Regions from separate parts of the Homo sapiens genome. Here region 1 is linked to region 2. Evidence: read pairs that join two places in POLR2A ChIA-PET (ENCODE). Cell type or tissue: PC-3. All regions are shown on one strand. Each heading gives the region's core, and the rest is flanking DNA. Links, peaks and the distances in the headings are about the cores only. Region 1 overlaps NAALADL2 (N-acetylated alpha-linked acidic dipeptidase like 2). Region 2 has its middle 210 kb from the start of NAALADL2.

Region 1 (2,936 bases), core at 182-2,681, 310 kb after region 2:
TTCCAAAGCAACCTAAGCTGTGGGGGTATATCCCGGATAGCTTCTAGAGGCTGAGAAGGAAGACCCAATAGAAAAAGTTTTAAACTGTGGTAGGAGAATTTTTTTTTTTTTGTAGTTGTTGATTTCATTCCAAGAAACATTCCATTGACCAGTGTAATATTTGCCTCTTTGATTTATTTTTAGGCTTGGAATAGAATCTTTAAATGAATAGCATATTAACTCTCAGAGATGACAGATTCATAGTTCATTCTACTGGCTGTTTTCAAGAGAATAAGATAGTTCAATGAATTGAATAAAGAAGCTTTGAGGCTCAGTGTGTCTAAATTAGATCAGAGGGGAAGGATGAGCTAAACAGGAAGACCAGGATTCCATTTTTGTCTAATTAATTCCTGCCTCAACTTGCAAACTCTGCATCATCCTTGGCAAACTCATTTTTCCCCATTGCCAATGTAGTTTGTTAATGTAGTTTCCTTTCTCTGGGACATCTTTTCTTTCTCTGACAGATAAAAAACACATACTCATCCTATGCATCGCCTCTTCCATGTAACCTTTCACCATAACATAGTCCATCCTCCCCTCCGGAAGGAACTGACAGCTTGCTTTCTGTTTAAGCATTGAACAATATCCAGACTTTTTTTTTTTCAGTTTCTTTATTCCTTTATTATAATTACTTATTTACAAGTCTATCTTTGCCTAATCAATTTATATATATAAATAATCAATTATATATATAATATGGCAGGGAACTTACCATATTTCTATTTGTATTCCTAAAATGTAATAGCATGCTTAGACTATATTAGATGCCCAATAGCTATTTATTGAATAAGTAAATGAAGATATTGAAAGAGTGGCTTTGTCTCCAAGTGGAAAAAAGATCAGGTAGGTGGTCCAAAGTGTCAGGAATGGGAAGCACAGATAATAAGATAACATCTGTTTCCCCAGAGAGTCCAGTGTTTGTTACATCACCACTTTTATCCATCCCCAAGGGTTTATACTCTATTACTCCAATAGTTATTGAAATTGAATTTTAAGTGGAGTGATTCAATAACTGATTACACGTGCAGTTCAAATCTCTGTTTTAGTTTTTCTTTGTGAATCTTCTACGTGAAACAAGTGCCAGCACAAGGAGAGTTATGTAGTTGAAATAGCAAAACTGCCACATTTGCATAACATTGGTTTCATTTTTTCTTCTTACATTACAAATAGGTTAATACATTTGTTGAATTTGTGATAAATTTTAATTCTTGATGAATTCTTTCTATATTTAGACTGCTTACATTCAATCAGTGCGAAGTTGGAAAAGACTGTCTTGTACAGTCATAAGAAATTTAATTATATCTGTTGTTGCTTGTAGATAATATGATTGCTTATATTAGGTTTGTTTTATGAGGCATTTATAAGCACTTAGCAGTGCAATCAATTGTTTATGTAATAACTATCATTCAAAAAGTAATTATTTCCGAAGTGTTGGCATGTTCTCTTGAAGTTTAACGCAACAGTTTTCTATTGGTGTTTTGATGCTGGAGAAGTCTAATTCAGGAAATTGTGAAATGAATTTGGTGGACATCTGCTTTGAGAGTAACTGTGACAACAGTTCCTTAAACATTGTTTTATGGTAGTGTACTTAGAGACATTAGAATGCTGCAAGTTTTAGTTTGTAAAAACCAGGCCAATTTTCAACTGCTTTTGCGGTAGCATATGTTTGTTTGGCACTCTTAGGGACTCAGCTGACATGATGTTACTGGTAAACTGTTGGATAACTATTCACGGGGCTATGTCAGAGTATAGGCAACCTGAAAATAGGAATTGTTCATACCTTAAAATCAAGTAAAAATAGACCCTAATCTTGGAGATTATTATTTTGTTGGCAAAACAGATACTTTGTGCCATTGTGCTGCCTGCTGCCCACAGGCTCTGGAAACATACAATTGGTGATTGTTCTGAGGAGTTATATCACAGAGGGGCACTAGTGCGGTGAGTTCACAAAATTTAACAAGATTGCTGAGCACAATACATAGGGGAATCAGTGAGGTCCCTGGGAAAGATTCTAAAGTATGCACAGTGAATGTGTTCATTAAATGATGATCTGGGAAAAGCAAAGAAATTGCAAAGATTAACATGTTTTTCTGGAAGTGTATCTATTGCATGGGAAATAGTAATTTCTTATCTCTAGGCAAAGTAAGGTTGCATAAGCATTGAGAATGAAGAGTCTAAATTTCGGTTATCACATGCCCAAAGTAATGCCTTTTATCCAAGTGACTTAACTGAATACAGGCTTAAGCACTCATCTTCTAGTTAGATTATGTCATTTTAATACGCAAGGCAATCACTTAGATTTGTTAGCAGTATCTTGTGCTATTTTATTTATGAGTTGACATCCATTGCTTTTGACAAGATTTGTCCTTATCTTATATGAAAGTATCGAATTCTTAAAGTTAATTGTCCCTTAAAGGTCCTGTTCACTCTAAGTGAGTTTCCTGGCCAGCTGGCAATAGACTTTAGGTCTGCAGATATGATGATGGGAGTCTTGTGGGGGCAAAGTTGGCTGCAGACCCCGTAGTTAATGCTTTGGAGTAGCAGAAGCTGTTTTAACAAGGTCTATTAGAAATGGCATGAACTGGCCTTACTATCAGGCAATAAGTGGTAAAGTCTAGATTCTACATTAACCTTATTGTTGACTTTAATAAGGTGCTAAACTATTCCAGTCATCATCATCCTCATCTATAAAATTAGGTGCTTAGAAGATTGTTGAAGTTCTTTTTAGCTCTATTATTGGGTATGTCAGAATTAGTATAGAAAATATCATAGTTGATAAACAACTCTGTCCTTTTTCTGGAAACACTTTCTAGAATATAGTTTCCAGTTTTCCTGGTATTAAGTGTGATCATATGACTGAGTTCTGGCGATGGAATGTCAATCACCATTTGGAGAAA
Region 2 (2,936 bases), core at 215-2,714:
AGTGAAGTGGTGAACTGGAAGACATGTCTTGTCTGTAGGGAGCAACAGGATTTTGAAGTAACTTGGTTTGAGCTACTTTGGGCATAGGGTGGCCAGACTTGATTTTTTGAGACAATCTCAAATTCTAAATTTTATGTGATATGCCTTTGTTTTTAATGTTGGCAACTAATTGAAAAAGTTGAAATAAATGGTCTAAGCAAGACATATCTGAGAGCCAGTGCCATGGCCAATTTACACTGGGTGTGGGGAACCTGACTATTCACAGAGCTGTTGTGCAGTGACAGAGATCTAAATCCTCTTCTCTAGAATTGACCCAGGATCTATAACCCTAAGGAAGTATTCAGTGACAAATCTTTTTCACTTGACTCCCTTGATTGACTGTTTCTTCTTTCATCTGTTTAAACCAAATATACTGTATGCCAACCATGCACTTGGCACTGTAATGCAAAGAAGAACATCATATAGTGTTTGCTCACAAGTCTCATTCCAAAACATTCTAGAAGGCAGTACAAAAGGAAGGGTTGGAAGCAAAATAAAAAAACTTTACTGTGAAGGTGGTATTTAAAAATGCATTTTCCTATGCAAACTATAGTCCTGTTACACAAAAGTTAAAGGGTATTATGTGGGTGTGTAAATACAATAGTCCCCACTGTCCACTGTTTCAGTTACCTATGGTCAAAAAGAAAAAGGGGAAGTACAGTATAATAAAATATTTTCAGAGGGAGAGACCACATTCATATAACTTTTATTACAGTATATTGTTATAATTGTTCTATTTTATAATTATTGTTAATCTCTTACTGTGCAATCCCAGCTCCTTGGGAGGCTGAGACAAGAGAATCGCTTGAACCCGGGAGGCAGAGGTTGCAGTGAGCTGAGATCACGCCATTGCACTCCAGCCTGGGCAACAAGAGTGAAACTCTGCCTCAACAACCACCAAAAAGAAAAAAAAAAAAACAAACCTTTGTCATAGCTATGTATGCATAGGAGAAAACTTAGTAGATATAGTGTTTGATACTATTGGCAGTATCAGACATCTACTGCAGTTCTTAGAACATATCCTCTGCAGATATGGGAGGGGGCTACTGTAAACAAAAATCTATGCTAAGTATATATTTCATGGTTCCATACAACTCTTCCTTATATAGACAACCCTAAAAAGAAAAATGTTACTTTATTTATGGTTTCCAGTATAGCACTATCTTATTCTTGGGCAATTAGAATAATACTAGATTAAACATTTAATATTTCATCACAACCTTGATTTTTCTGAATCTGTGTATTTTCTAATCACAATTTTAATATTTTTTATTACTTGATGCCACAAAGAGCTTTCACACTCTACTTTTATTGAAAGATGTACTTGCTCTTTGAAAATATGACTATATTAAATGAATAATAAAGCTTGAAATTATTTATATTTAATTTTTGCATGCCTGTATCTGTAGACATAACACATATGTGTCAATATGTATACATATGTGTTGAGAGAGAGAGGTTGGTTTTATATCATTTGATGAGTTGCACTGCATCTAATCAGGAGAACCTGTTTTGTTTTTGTTTTTGTTTTGTTGTTGTTGTTTTGAGATGGAGTTGGAATTTCACTCTTATCGCCCAGGAAATGGTGCTACCTTGGCTCACTGCAACCTCTGCCTCCCAGGTTCAAGTGATGATTTTCCTGCCTCAGCCTCCCAAGTAGCTGGGATTACAGGCTCCTGCCACCGAGCCCAGCTAATTTTTGTATTTTTAGTAGAGATGGGGTTTCACCATGTTGGCCAGGCTGGTCTTGAACTCCTGACCTCAGGAGATCACCTGCCTCGGCCTCTCAAAGTGCTGGGATTACAGGCATGAGCCACCAAGCCCAGCTGAAAACCTGTTTTAACTCATTGTATTACTCTCTATGACTTGTCAGAGAGTTCACAGATGAATTCCATATATAGTCTTAGAAATTAGATTAGCATACTTGTAGTTGTCCTTCTTTCTGATTTTCTAGTTATATAAAATACATATATATACGTTTATATTATATACTTTTCCATTACATCCTTATGCATAACATATATTTAGGATTTCTTTGCTCTTTATTTTATTTTTGCTCTTCATTTTCAATACTCTTCCTCTAGCCTATTTCCAATATTTGAAAACTACATATATGCTCATCTGATTTCTAAGACTATGTATCAGATTAGTCTCTGGACCCTCTGACAAGTCATAGAGAGTAATACAATGAGTTAAAACAAGTTTTCATGATTTCTAATATTGGAAATAGGCTAGAGGGAAAGAACAGCAGAAAGAAATATATCATCCCCAAATTCCTTTATACATACATACACACAGATGAATGGAATATAACCTAGCCTAATTTTTCTCAAGTGGCAGAATTAATTCATGTGGAAGCTGAAGATGAGACATAGGGTTCCTATTTCTTATATCTCTTTTGGTAATAAATAGTACATTGTTTTAGGCTGAGTATTAAAATCTTTTTATATCTCTGTGGCAAGACATTGCTCATATCTATCTTACATACAACAAAGCATTTCTTGCACTTCTCTTGAGAAGTAGATGTATTAGAAAGCACATAGATGAAGGAAAATTTATAAATCCACTTTTATAAAGCTATTTCAATATAAGTGGCAAGTCATCAATAATAAGATAATAATAGCTATGATAACAAATGTTTTACATTTGTTTAAACAAATTTATTTTTTATTCATCATGTGCAATAAACTTTACCTTCAGATGATGGTGAAATGTGGTTCAGGGATTGGGTAGAAGATTTTAACCTTAATCCAAAGGTACCTTCTAATAAGAACCTACTTGTGTGTGTATCTTTGTCATTTAAATTGCTATGAGGGACATTGAATGTCTATAAAATATTGTTTCTCAAATACAATTCATCAAAATGCTCCATGGAAAAGGTGATCAAATAAGTAGGC

What was found. ChIA-PET counts read pairs that join two places held together with the same protein. Peaks named below come from ENCODE experiments on the same cell type or tissue, not always from the same donor. Only the 100,000 strongest peaks of a DNase experiment are listed, where the experiment ranks them.
Region 1: POLR2A ChIA-PET joins it to region 2 with 11 read pairs; 2 of 35 experiments call an interaction of 5 or more read pairs at or near these places.

What each region holds. Positions count from the first base shown.
Region 1 is chr3:174,957,504-174,960,439 of GRCh38, forward strand. The region is part of intron 1 of NAALADL2 (N-acetylated alpha-linked acidic dipeptidase like 2); the gene reads left to right. Among named protein-coding and RNA genes, the nearest start is that of NAALADL2, 100 kb to the left of the region's middle. In PC-3, for the core only: no CTCF peak of the experiment used is centred there; no DNase peak of the experiment used is centred there; H3K27ac peaks cover 383 bases.
Region 2 is chr3:174,647,396-174,650,331 of GRCh38, forward strand. It overlaps a transcript of NAALADL2 not described here. Among named protein-coding and RNA genes, the nearest start is that of NAALADL2, 210 kb to the right of the region's middle. In PC-3, for the core only: no CTCF peak of the experiment used is centred there; no DNase peak of the experiment used is centred there.